3 separate regions of the Homo sapiens genome follow, and all the other regions are linked to region 1. Evidence: read pairs that join two places in POLR2A ChIA-PET (ENCODE). Cell type or tissue: GM12878. All regions are shown on one strand. Region 1 overlaps SZRD1 (SUZ RNA binding domain containing 1). Region 2 overlaps FBXO42 (F-box protein 42). Region 3 has its middle 25 kb from the start of FAM131C.

Region 1 (4,000 bases):
TTCTCAGAGAGAGGGATGCTGTGATGGAGTAGGACAGTACAGTCTTTTGGCTTGTATACTGAGGCACAGAGTGGGGAGGCCTGCTGTCCTTGGGGAGTGGGTAGCAGCAGATCAGGCACCAGAAAGGGTGAGACACCCCCTCTGACCCTTGTAGTGTAACAGGTGTGAGTTTGTTCACTTTGTCTCTTGTGAGCTTGGCTAGTTCGAATCAGTCCCCCAGGGCATCATCACCCCAGGCTGTTGTGTAAACATTCGTACCTGAGAAGGTACAACTGTAATGGTGCTTATACTTGCTGTGCTTTACACTAAGACCCAGAATAGCCTATTTCTTCCTCTCCTCTGCCTTTCTCACCTTTCTTTTTTCCTTGTCATCGACCTCTTAACGTTACAGGAGTAAACCTACCACTGTAATCTGCTTCACCTTACAGACACATCCCTATCTTTTGTCACCTTTGTTCCTTTTGTAGCTTGTGACAGTAACAAACTGGGTTGTTTGAGGTGACCCCTTCCCTGCTCTCCTCCTTGGGAATGATCTTATCCGCATTGTACTCCTAGGTCCCATACCCTAACTTTTCAGCCAGAGGCACATTTATAGCAAGGTTAAGGGCATCAGCAGCCAGTGAAGCTGAGCTTCCTCCTCTGGTGAGTTAAAATTGCAAATGTTGACATCTGATCCCATTCACCTTGTGGTTGTGGCTCTCCTTTACCTCCCATAAAGGACCAGCCCTGTCGAGAACCACCTTCCTCCCCACTGTGCTTCTTCATGATTTCCTGCCTCCGCTCTTTCCTTCTGGCTTTGCTTGTTCTCTGAGACCGAGAAGCTTGTGTCCCATTTCTGTAGATGTGTAGCCTCATAGGACAAGTGATGTCAAGGTTTGGCAACAGTAGATCTTTTGCTTAGGATTTGGACCCGGAACACAGAATGTCACCTTCTGTGGGCTGCTTGGTGCTACTTGGCTGAAGAGCCTTTCCAGGAGCAGGAGCCATAGGAGATCACTTTCCTGGCCACCGCCCTGTGTGGTATGCTTGTGCCCTAGCACTTGCCTTGTGCCCACTCACAGCAGTCACAGCGATGGTTTTCTTTGACTAGCGATGGAGGTCAGGCCTCTAACACAGGAGCCTAGACCTTGGGCAGGACTCTGCATCCTTGTCTAAAGAGAGGGTTCCCTTAGGTAGTACGATTCCTTATTTCAGGCCTGCATCTAGATGCTTCCCCACACAAGTTCTGAGGCCTGTTTAATTCCATTGGGCTATTGCATCTCTGGGGGAGATGCACATTTTCCTTGTAATACACCCTGTAGGAAAGTTTTGACTTGGTCCAGCTTTTCAGAGCATGAGTCTGAGAGCAGATTGATTGCAAGGCCTTGTCTGAGAAGAGAATAGACTGACTCATGATACCTGGACAGACTCCAGAGGGAGATGCGATGCCCTCTCCAGCTGCTGGCAGAGCATTCCTTCTCCTGCTTGGGCGCCTCTGAGCATGCTGGCGTCCAGCTGGCCATCTAAAGATGACCAGGATCCACTTTCCACCAAAGCTGCTTGGGTTTCCATCCCATTCTGTAATCTTATGGAAGAATCCCTCTCCAGCTCTGATAAAGCTCTTCTGCCTTTCACAGTGGAGTTGGATGAGAGTTGTAGTTCTTGGCATGCCAGGGAGCAGTGTGGAATTGGGGGAGATGACCAATATCTAATGGTTTATACTGGCATTTCCAGGGGATTTGAGCAATTGTCGGGGGAGGGTGGTATGTCAGCATAGGGGCCTCAAAAGGCGAATTCTAGGGCTGTCTCTGTGGTTTACTACCTTGTGACCTTGGGTAAGTTCCCTAACCCTCATCTGACAGAAGGATAAAAGCTACTTTGTCTGCCAAACAGGGCTGGTGTGAGCAGAAAATGAATGTCTGGGGAAGAATGTTGACAGCCATAATACATTATATCGATATAAGGTATTATTTTAAAAGCTATTAGTATTATATTACATGCCAAGTATGTTAATCATGTTCTAGTTTGGGGACAGAGGCGCATTTACTCAGACATGGCCTACGATGTCCTCTTGAAGCGCTTTTCTTCCACCCAGGCTCCTTGTGCTGGAACTGGGCAGATGGTCCATCTTCCTTAAACCCTAGAGGAAGAAGGAAGCAGTTTGCTTTCCTCAGAGGAGACCTGGATGGGACTTCTCAAATTCACTCTAATGTGTGAGGCCCATTTCTCTCTCTGTCTTATTTGGCTCTCGCAGCGATATGAAAGTGAAAGTTCACATAGTGAAGTTGGAAAATTCAGTGCATTGCCATAAAAATACTGATTTGGTTTCTTCTGCGCTAGATCTGGCCCTGTCTGCCAAAGCTTGTTGGCCGTCATTAGGCAGGGCAAGTGCTCTTTGGTGCCCTGCAGCCCCTTCACTTCCCCAGGTATGCTCCGTGCGAGTGGAGTTTGGCTGCTTGCCTGGTCTATGAAGGCATTTGGTCTCAACCCTCAAAGGCTTCTAAATTCTACAGCTGTCAAGGCTCTGTTTATGATGGAGAAACTCGAATAGGCAGTCTTGTATTTAGAGTGGAGCGAAATGATACAGTATGAAACTTTAAAACAAGAAGTTACTTGTGAGAAGCCCTTAAAAGGTAATAGGCAATAGACTAATATGAGCTGTAGTACTTACTCAGGTAATAACACTGGTATTAATAGAATTAATACAATTCCATCAATACAGTCATTTTCAGGACAGAGTACGTAGTGGACATAGATTCTGTGTGAGTGTCTGTGTTTGTCAGTTCACAGAAAACATCCAGGTCGTTCTCTTATTATTGGTGTACCTTTTCCATTCAGTCATTCAGCATTCTTTGGCACCAACTGTGTTCCAAGCTGGAGCGAGAGGTTTCCATTTTAGTGCCTTTCTGGCCCCTCCAGAGATTTGATGGTGCCTCAGAATACAATAAATTACATATATATATATATTTTGAGACAGAGTCATGCTCTATTGCCCAGGCAGGAGTGCAGTGGCATAATCTCGGCTCACTGCAACCTCCGTCTCCCAGGTTCAAGAGATTCTCCTGCCTCAGCCTCCTGAGTAGCTGGGATACCACGCCCAGCTAATTTTTGTATTTTTAGTAGAGACGGGGTTTCACCTTGTTGACCAGGCTGGTCTTGAACTCCTGACCTCAAGTGATTCACCCACCTCGGCCTCCCAAAGTCAAAGTGCTAGGATTGTAGGCGTGAGCTACCATGCCCAGCCAAATATATAAATATATTTTAAACACAAGTTAGTACCAATCAGGATAGGTGTCAGTGTTAGACTAGATTTAAATCTAGTTTCATATGGTTAATCTAGTTCATACTGTTTACAAGAGATGCAAATAAGGACATGGAAAGGTGAGAAAAACTATGTTCTAGGAAATACTGACCAAAAGAAAGCTGGCCAACTTTATTAATATGAAACAATACATTATAAGGCAAAAAAGATCACATCATAATGATACACTGTTTAACTTACTAGAAAGAATAAGTCTTTTTTTTTTTTTTTTTTTTTTTTTGAGACAGAGTCTTGCCCTGTCGCCCAGGCTGGAGTGCAGTGGTGTGATCTCCACTCACTGCAGCCTCCCTAGTAGCTGGGATTACATGTGCGCACCACCACGCCTGGATAATTGTTGAATTTTTAAATAGAAACAGGTTTTCACCCTGTTGCCAAACTGGTCACAAACTCCTGACCCCAAGTGATCCGCCTGCCTCAGCCTCCCAAAATGTTGGGATTACAGGCATAAGCCACTGTCACTGTGCCTGGCCAATAATTCTTAATTCTTTACCTGGTCAGTAGATCAAATGAGTCAGTAAGAATTTACAAGATTAGAACAATATAGCTAACCAGCTTGAACTTTGAACTGCACCCATCAACTGGAGAATAGTTATTTCCTTTTTTTTTTTTTTTTTTTTTGAGACAGAGTCTCGCTCTGTCGCCCAGGCTGGAGTGCAGTGGCACGATCTCAGCTCACTGCAAGCTCCACCTCCCAGGTTC
Region 2 (4,000 bases), 65 kb before region 1:
GCACCTGTAGTCCCAGCTACTCGGGAGGCTAAGGCAGGAGAATCACTTGAACCTGGGAGGCAGAGGTTGCAGTGAGCCGAGATTGCGCCACTGCCCTCTAGCCTGGGCAACAGAGTGAGACTCCATCTTAAAAAAAAAAAGAAAAAGAAAAAGAAAAAGGATCCTAGATAGTTATGCCTCTTTCCATGCTCACGTGGGTAAGGTGTTTTTCAACATGACTGACTCGCTAGAGGGAGGCCTTTCAAACAACAGAGACCTCCATTTCCAGCCCAAATTCCTATCCTAAAACGTACAGTCGCCGAGCATGGTGGCTCACGCGTGTAATCCCAGCACTCTGGAAGGCCAAGGCAGGCAGATCACCTGAGGTCAGGAGTTCAAGACCAGCCTGGCTAACATGGTGAAACCCCGTCTCTACTAAAAATACAAAAAACTAGCTGGGCGTGGTGGCACATGCCTGTAATCCCAGCTACTCGGGAGGCTGAGGCAGGAGAATCACTTGAACTGGAGAGGTGGAAGTTGCAGTAAGCCGAGATCATGCCACCGCACTCTAGCCTGGGCAACAAGAGCAAACTCCATGTCAAAAAAAAAAAAAAAAAAATCAAACCATGCCTTTTATTACTGGAAAAAATATCACTTCCCATAGTCCCTCTTACTTGTTCCCTTATATATTATCATTTCCTACTGGCTAACTTCACTGATTTATTAACTTTCATATATATTTTTTGTTTTATTATTTTTTTGAGATAGGGTCTCACTCTGTCACCCAGGCTGGAGTGAAGTGGCACGATCTGAGCTCACTGCAACCTCTGCCTCCCAGGTTCAAGTGATTCTCCCACCTCAGCCTCCCAAGTAGCTGGCGCACATCACTATGCCCAGCTAATTTTTTTTTTTTTTGAGATGGGAGTCTCGCTCTGTGCCCCAGACTGGAGTGCAGTGGCATGATCAAATTTTTGTATTTTTGGTAGAAACAGGGTTTCACCATGTTAGCCAGGCTGGTCTCAAACTCCCGACCTCAAGTAATCCACCGTGCCCAGCCTAACTTTCTTATATTTTTAACCTCCACTCAGCTCTAAATTCACCAAGGAAAAGAGCCCAAAGAAATGGATTCCTTGACTTTGGCTGCATGGTTGACATTTAAATTAAATAGTTGCTCCCTTGCACAACATTTTGACAGACTATAAGCCTAAGGTCTGTTGCAGAACAAAATGAATCAATGGAGGCTGCAAAAGTTTATTTACATTACTATTTTTCCCAATCAGAATAAATTTGATTCAATAAAACAACTCATTCTCTTTCCAAATTGTCTTAAAATACAATAGCAAGCCAACATAAAGAGACTCATACTGCTGTAATAGCCAATGTCAAGCAATTTCCACCATTCAACTGTTACACCCTCCACAAAAACATCAAACCCCATACCTTTGAGGGCATGTTTGCTAACTTGGCCCTAGCCACAGATGCCAAGGAGAACACACATGGGTGAGCTCAGATGCAATTCCTCTGTAATTACATGCCCAACACCAATTTGCATAGCCCTTCTTTTTCACTTCCATGATTAGGTAATAAAATCATCACTCATATTCCCCCAAGGATATAGAGGCATTTTGAAACTCTGAGTTTTTCTTGTTTTCATGCCAAAAGAAGCCCTACAAACTTTTCACACGTAAGCATACTAACTCAATGAATGTAATTTTCATGAAACTGTTTAAAAGAAGTCCTTCTCACCCTTCACATTTGTGTTACACCTTCTCAGCTTCCCCAACGTGACTGAATGAATGTACTGGAATCTGAACTCCCTGGAGGCAGGACCATTGGCCTAGGCATCTTTGTCTTCTTAGTACTAGGCATTCAAATGAGTGTAAGGTTTATTGACATGTCTACTCAGAACACCTTTGTGCTGAGCTCGCAAGGGTTTTTTTTTTTTTTTTAAAGATAGGGTTCTGCTCTGTCGCCCAGGCTAGAGTGCAGTGGCACAATTATAGTTCACTGCAGCCTTGAACTCCTAGGCTCAAGTGATCCTCCTGTCCCAATGTTCCAAAGTGCTGGGAATACAGGTATAAGTCACTGTGCCCAGTAGTTATTTTATAATAGAAATTACATCATTAGGCCAGGCGTGGTGGCTCACGCCTGTAATCCCAGCAATTTGGGAGTCCGAGGTGGGTGGATCACCTGAGGACGGGAGCTCAAGACCAGCCTAGCCAACATGGCGAAACCCTGTCTCTACTAAAAACACCAAAAATTAGTCAGGCGTGGTGGCAGGCGCCTGTAATCCCAGCTACCTGGGACATGTAAAAAAAATTACATCATTAGTATATCCAGAAAATGGTAGATCCTACCTTTATATGTTACTAGATGTTGTCAAAATATTTTATTGGTCAGAATTAATACAAATCTCTGGTTTATGGAATTTTGTACCTTTTAAGGTATATATACTGGCCTGAGAGTCTGCTGCCAGAGAGGAAACTATTTATTTGGCCCAGTAGTATCTTTTTCTTCCGAAAAACTACTATACTAGGCCAGGCGTGATGGCTCACACCTGTAATCCCAGCACTTTGGGAGGCTGAGGTGGGTGGATCATGAGGTCAGGAGTTCAAGACCAGCCTGACCAACATGGGGAAACCCCGTCTCTACTAAAAATACAAAAATTAGCTGGGCGTGCAGGCGCATGCCTGTAATCCCAGCTACTCAGGAGGCTGAGGCAGGAGAATTGCTTGAACCTGGGAGGCGGAGGTTGCAGTGAGCTGAGATCGCACCACTGTACTCCAGCCTGGGCAACAGAGCGAGACTCTGTCTCAAAATACAAAAAAAATTTTAAAAACTAAAAAAAAAACTATGCTACATATAACTAAACACAAATCAGTTTCTAAAGTCTGAATGCCTTACCCTTCTGAGGTATAAATTAAGGTTAAGATTTTGAGACTGGAAGATGTGGCCACTGTTTCTAGCTTTAATGCTGTGAAACCTAGCATAAGTCACACAGAGTAAGAAACAAAAACCTCCCTAAGTAATGAAAGTTCCCCACTTACTTCAGGAAGATTTTGTAAAGATAGTAGATATCAAGAAACTACTCTGAATTCATTGGAGAAAATCCGTAACCTAGAAAGAATCAACTCAAAAGAATTTCAACATGGGAATGAAACTGCTATGCATTTAAAAGCCATTGCCAGATTTGAGGGCAATATTTGATTAGTTTTTTGCCTTTGGTTTCTATTCAACTAGACATCTGACAATCCTCTTGTGGTAAACACATCTTTATTAAAGTTGGAATACACTTCATTTACCTAAAAGGAAGCTGAACATTTAAAATGCAATCAAACGTATTTGTCACAAATTCAAAAGGTTAAAAAATGTAATTGGCCAGGCACAGTGGCTCACGCCTGTAATCCCAGCACTTTGGGAGGCCAAGGCGGAGGAATCACAAGGTCAGGAGTTTGAGACCAGCCTGGCCAACATGGTGAAACCCCATCTCTACTAAAAATACAAAAAATTAGCTGGGCGTGGTGGTGGGCACCTGTAATCCCAGCTACTCGGGAGGCTGAGGCCAGAGAATCGCTTGAACCTGGGAGGCAGAGGTTGCAGTAAGCCAAGATCGTGCCACTGTACTCCAGCCCAGGTGACAGTGCGAGACTCCGTCTCAAAAACAAACAAACAAACAAAAAAAGTAATTAAGGGAACTTCTTACCGATAGATAATAAAATAAAGGACTGAGACCTAACTAAAGAATAAGGGACAGGGCCGGGCGCAGTGGCTCACGCCTGTAATCCCAGCACTTTGGGAGGCTGAGGTGCGCGGATCTTTTGAGGTCAGGAGTTCGAGACCAGCCTGGCCAATATGGTGAGACCCCTACTAAAAACAAAAATTAGCCAGGCGTGGTGGTGTGCACCTGTAATCCCAGCTACTTAGGAGGCTGAGGCAGGAGAATCCCTTGAACCCAGGAGGCGGAGATTGCAGTGAGCCGAGATCGTACCACTGCACTCCAAGGTGGGTGAGGTGACAAAGC
Region 3 (4,000 bases), 290 kb before region 1:
TTACAACTTTGCAGGGGCTTCCGCTTTGTGTCATGATGGGATCTGTAATTTGAACCAACACTCCTTCTGAGGACAACTAAATTCCCTTGATCCAATTTCTTAAAAATCATCTTCCGGCTGGGCTCACTGGCTCACACCTGTAATGCCAACATTTTAGGAAGCTGAGGCGGGAGGATCGTTTGAGGCCAGGAGTTCAAGACCAGCCTCGGCAACACAGTGAGAACCCCATCTCTACAAAAAGAAGTTTTCGTGTGTGTGTCTGCTTTTTTTTTTTCTTTTTTTTGCTTGTTGTTGTTTTAATTAACAAGGCAGTAAGAATCCCTTATCAGCCAGGCTAGGTGGCTCACACCTGTAATCCCAGCACTCTGGGAAGCCAAGGTGGGCAGATCACCTGAGCCCAGGAGTTCGAAACCAGCCTGGCCAACATACGGAGACCTCCATCTCTACAAAAAATACAAAAATTACCCGGGCATGGTGGCATGCACCTGTAGTCCCAGCTACTCTGGAGCTTGAGGGAGGGAGGATCATCTGAGCTCAGGTGGCTACAGTGATTGTGCCACTGCACTCTAGCCTGGATGACAGAGTGAGACCCTGTCTTAAAAAAAAGAAAAGAAAAAAGAAAGAATCCGTTATCAAAAATCTAGGAGAGGAGAAGGTAAGAATCCAGAGAAGAAAGCCCAGTGCAGAAAGCCACATTTTCCCTGAGGGCATTTGCCAATCTGGAAGAAACAGCTTTGAAACTGAGCTGTAGCTTTGATGGCCTCACGGGGGCTGAGAGGGGCAGGATAAAAGGCAAGCCCAGCCTTCTGTCTGAGGTGAGGAGTCTGATACCCCACAATACCTTTGAGACATCCTCAGAACAAGGATGAACCAGATGAAAACCAAATCTTGAGTGATTCAAGAAATGCAAGCCTTGAGACCGGGCACAATGACTCACGCCTGTAATCCCAGCACTTTGGGAGGCCAAGGTGGGAGTATCACTTGAGCCCAGGAAGTCGAGACCAGCCTGGGCAACATGGTGAAACCCCATCTCTGCAAAAAATTAAAAAATTAGCCAGGCCTAGTGGCATGTGCCTGCAGTCCTAGCTATTTGGGAGGCTGAGGTGGGAGGATCACTTGAGCCGGGGAGGTCAAGGCTGCAGTGAATTATGATGGTGTCACTGCAGTGCACTTGAGCAAGACCCTGTCTCAAAAAAAAAAAAGAAAAAAGAAAAGAATTATTAGATGAAAGCCTTGAACTTGAATTAAAGTGGCCTTGGATTCGTGGTAGTGTCCCTAAGTGCTTGGTAGAAGCAAACAAAAAACTTGTCTGAAGGGACAATTTGGGTGTCATCATCCTAGGCCTCAAATTATTCTCACAAATAATTTTCAAATACAATGAGCAGGTCAGTCAGAAATAACCAAGCAGGCTGGGCATGGTGGCTCACACCTGTAATCCCAAAGCTTTGGGAGGCTGAGGCAGGCGGATCACCTAAGGTCAGGAGTTTGAGACCAGCCTGGCCAACATGGTGAAACCCCATCTCTACTGAAAATACAAAAATCAGCCAGCGCCTGTAGTCCCAGCTACTTGGGAGGCTAAGGCAGAGAATTGCTTGAACCAGGGAGGCAGAGGTTTCAGTGAGCTGAGATCACACTACTGCACTCCAGTCTGGGTGACAGAGTGAGACTCGGTCTCAAAAAAAAAAAAAAAATTCAATGGGGAGGTGGTTTTCAAGAAATTATATTGGGAAAACTGGATTTTTGGAAAACTGGATTTTTTTTTGAGACGGAGTCTCGCTCTTTCACCCAGGCTGGAGTGCAATGGCACGATCTCGGCTCACTGCAACCTCTGCCTCCCGGGTTCAAGCGACTCTCCTGCCTCAGCCTCCTGAGTAGCTGGGATTACAGGCACACACCACCACACCTGGCTAATTTTTTTGTATTTTTAGTAGAGACAGGGTTTCATCATGTTGGCCAGCCAGACTGTTCTCAAACTCCTGACCTCAGGTAATCAGCCTGCCTCGCCCTTCCAAAGAGCTGGGATTACAGGAATGAGCCACCGCGCCTGGCCAGACTGTCTTTAAAAAGAGGAGAGGAGAAGGGAGAGGAGGAGAGGGGAGGAGGGGAAGAGAAGCAAAGGGCAAAGTGTGGGGGATGGGGCACGGAGCTTCCATGCCCTCCCTGGGTGCGCCCCCCTCCAGTAACCTCCACCTGTTCATCTGTCTGGAAGCTCTCCAGGTCTGGTCCTTTGGGTTTTTGTGGAGGCTTCGTTACGTAGGTATGATTTATTAAAACATTTGCCATCGATGAGCAATTTAACCTTCAGTCCCTCTCTCCTTCCCAGAGGTTGGGAGATCGGGCTGAAAGAACTAACCCCTTAATCATGGCTTGGTCTTTCTGGTGACCAGCCTTAGCCTAAAGCTACTGAGGAGCAGCTAGCCATTAGTCCACTTATTAAAATACACAAAGATCTCACTTTGGGGATCCTAAGCGTTTTAGGAGATGTGTGGTAGGAAATGGAGTTGGAGACCAAATACATGACATATAAATAAAAGCAAAGAAAAAATACATGAATTGCACTTCATCAAAATACAAATACATGTTTCACAGTATCATAGACTTAATGTTTGTGTCCCCCCTGCCAAATTCATAGGGTGAAATCCTAACTCCCAATATGATTGTGTTAGGAGATGAGGCCTTTGGGAGATGATTAGGTCATGAGGATGGAGCCCTCAGGAATGGGATTAGTGCCCTTAGAAGAAGATACACAGGAGCTTGCTCTCTCTGTCTCTCTTCCCTTTTTCTTTTATTTTCTTATTTATTTATTTATTTTGAGACAGGGTCTTGCTCTGTCACTCAGACTGCAGCACTGTGGCACGATCACAGCTCACTGCAGCCTCAACCTCCAAGGCTCAAGAGATCCTCCTACCTTAGCCTCCAGAATAGCTGGGACTACAGGCACATGCTAATATGCCCAGCTAATTTTTTATTTTTTGTAGAGATGGAGTTTTACCATGTTGGCCAGACTGGTCTTTAACTCCTGGGCTCAAGTGATCCTCCCGCCTCAGCCTCCCAAAGTGCTAGGATTACAGGTGTGAGCCACTGTGTCCAGCCTGCTCTCTGCTCTTCCTGCTGTCTGTCCTATTCTCTGCTGTCTGTCTTGTGAAGATACAGCAGGAAGTCATCTATGAAGCAGGCAGAGAGCCCTCCCCAGAACCTGACCATGCTGCACCTTGATCTCAGACTTCGTGAGGAATAGATTTCTGTTTAAGCCACCCAGTCTATGGTATTTTTGTTATAGTAGCCTGAACTAAGACAATATCATTAGCAATTAGGGAAATATAAATCAAAACCACAGTGAGACACTCCTTCACACACACCAAGATGGCTACAACCAAAGACAGACAATAACAAGCACTGTTGAGGATGCAGAGAAATTGGAACCCTTACATTGCTGCTGGGAATATAAAATGGTGCAGTCACTTTGGAAAACAGTTTGGCAGTTCCTCAAAAACCTAAACAAGGCCGGGCACAGTGGCTCAAGCCTGTAATCCCAGCACTTTGGGAGGCCGAGGTGGGCGGATCACGAGGTCAGGAGATTGAGACAATCCTGGTTAACATGGTGAAACCCTGTCTCTACTAAAAATACAAAAATTTAGCCAGGCGTGGTGGTGGGCTCCTGTAGTCCCAGCTACTCGGGATGCTGAGGCAGGAGAATTGCGTGAACCCAGGAGGCAGAGCTTGCAGTGAGCTGAGATCGTGTCACTGCACTCCAGCCTGGGTGACAGAGCGAGACTCCCTCTCAAAAAAAAAAAAACCTGAACGAGGCCAGGCACAGTGACTCACACCTGTAATCCCAGCACTTTGGGAGGCCAAGAGGGGTGGATCACCTGAGGTCAGGAGTTTGAGACCAGCCTGGCCAACATGGTGAAACCCCAACTCTCCTAAAACTACAAAAATTAACTGAATGTGGTGGCGTGCACCTGTAGTCCCAGCTACTCAGGAAGCTGAAGTGGGAGAA

The links. ChIA-PET counts read pairs that join two places held together with the same protein. Peaks named below come from ENCODE experiments on the same cell type or tissue, not always from the same donor. Only the 100,000 strongest peaks of a DNase experiment are listed, where the experiment ranks them.
Region 2: POLR2A ChIA-PET joins it to region 1 with 5 read pairs; 5 of 35 experiments call an interaction of 5 or more read pairs at or near these places.
Region 3: POLR2A ChIA-PET joins it to region 1 with 6 read pairs; 2 of 35 experiments call an interaction of 5 or more read pairs at or near these places.

What each region holds. Positions count from the first base shown.
Region 1 is chr1:16,385,183-16,389,182 of GRCh38, forward strand. The region is part of intron 1 of SZRD1 (SUZ RNA binding domain containing 1); the gene reads left to right. Among named protein-coding and RNA genes, the nearest start is that of SZRD1, 20 kb to the left of the region's middle. RefSeq lists enhancers at 399-899, 900-1,400. In GM12878, no CTCF peak of the experiment used is centred here; a DNase peak (open chromatin) is centred at 2,299; H3K4me3 peaks cover 2,086 bases; H3K27ac peaks cover 3,102 bases.
Region 2 is chr1:16,319,782-16,323,781 of GRCh38, forward strand. All of the region lies in intron 1 of FBXO42 (F-box protein 42), which reads right to left. Among named protein-coding and RNA genes, the nearest start is that of FBXO42, 31 kb to the right of the region's middle. In GM12878, no CTCF peak of the experiment used is centred here; DNase peaks (open chromatin) are centred at 1,520 and 1,740; H3K4me3 peaks cover 331 bases; H3K27ac peaks cover 352 bases.
Region 3 is chr1:16,096,917-16,100,916 of GRCh38, forward strand. No RefSeq gene overlaps it. Among named protein-coding and RNA genes, the nearest start is that of FAM131C, 25 kb to the left of the region's middle. In GM12878, no CTCF peak of the experiment used is centred here; no DNase peak of the experiment used is centred here; H3K27me3 peaks cover 67 bases.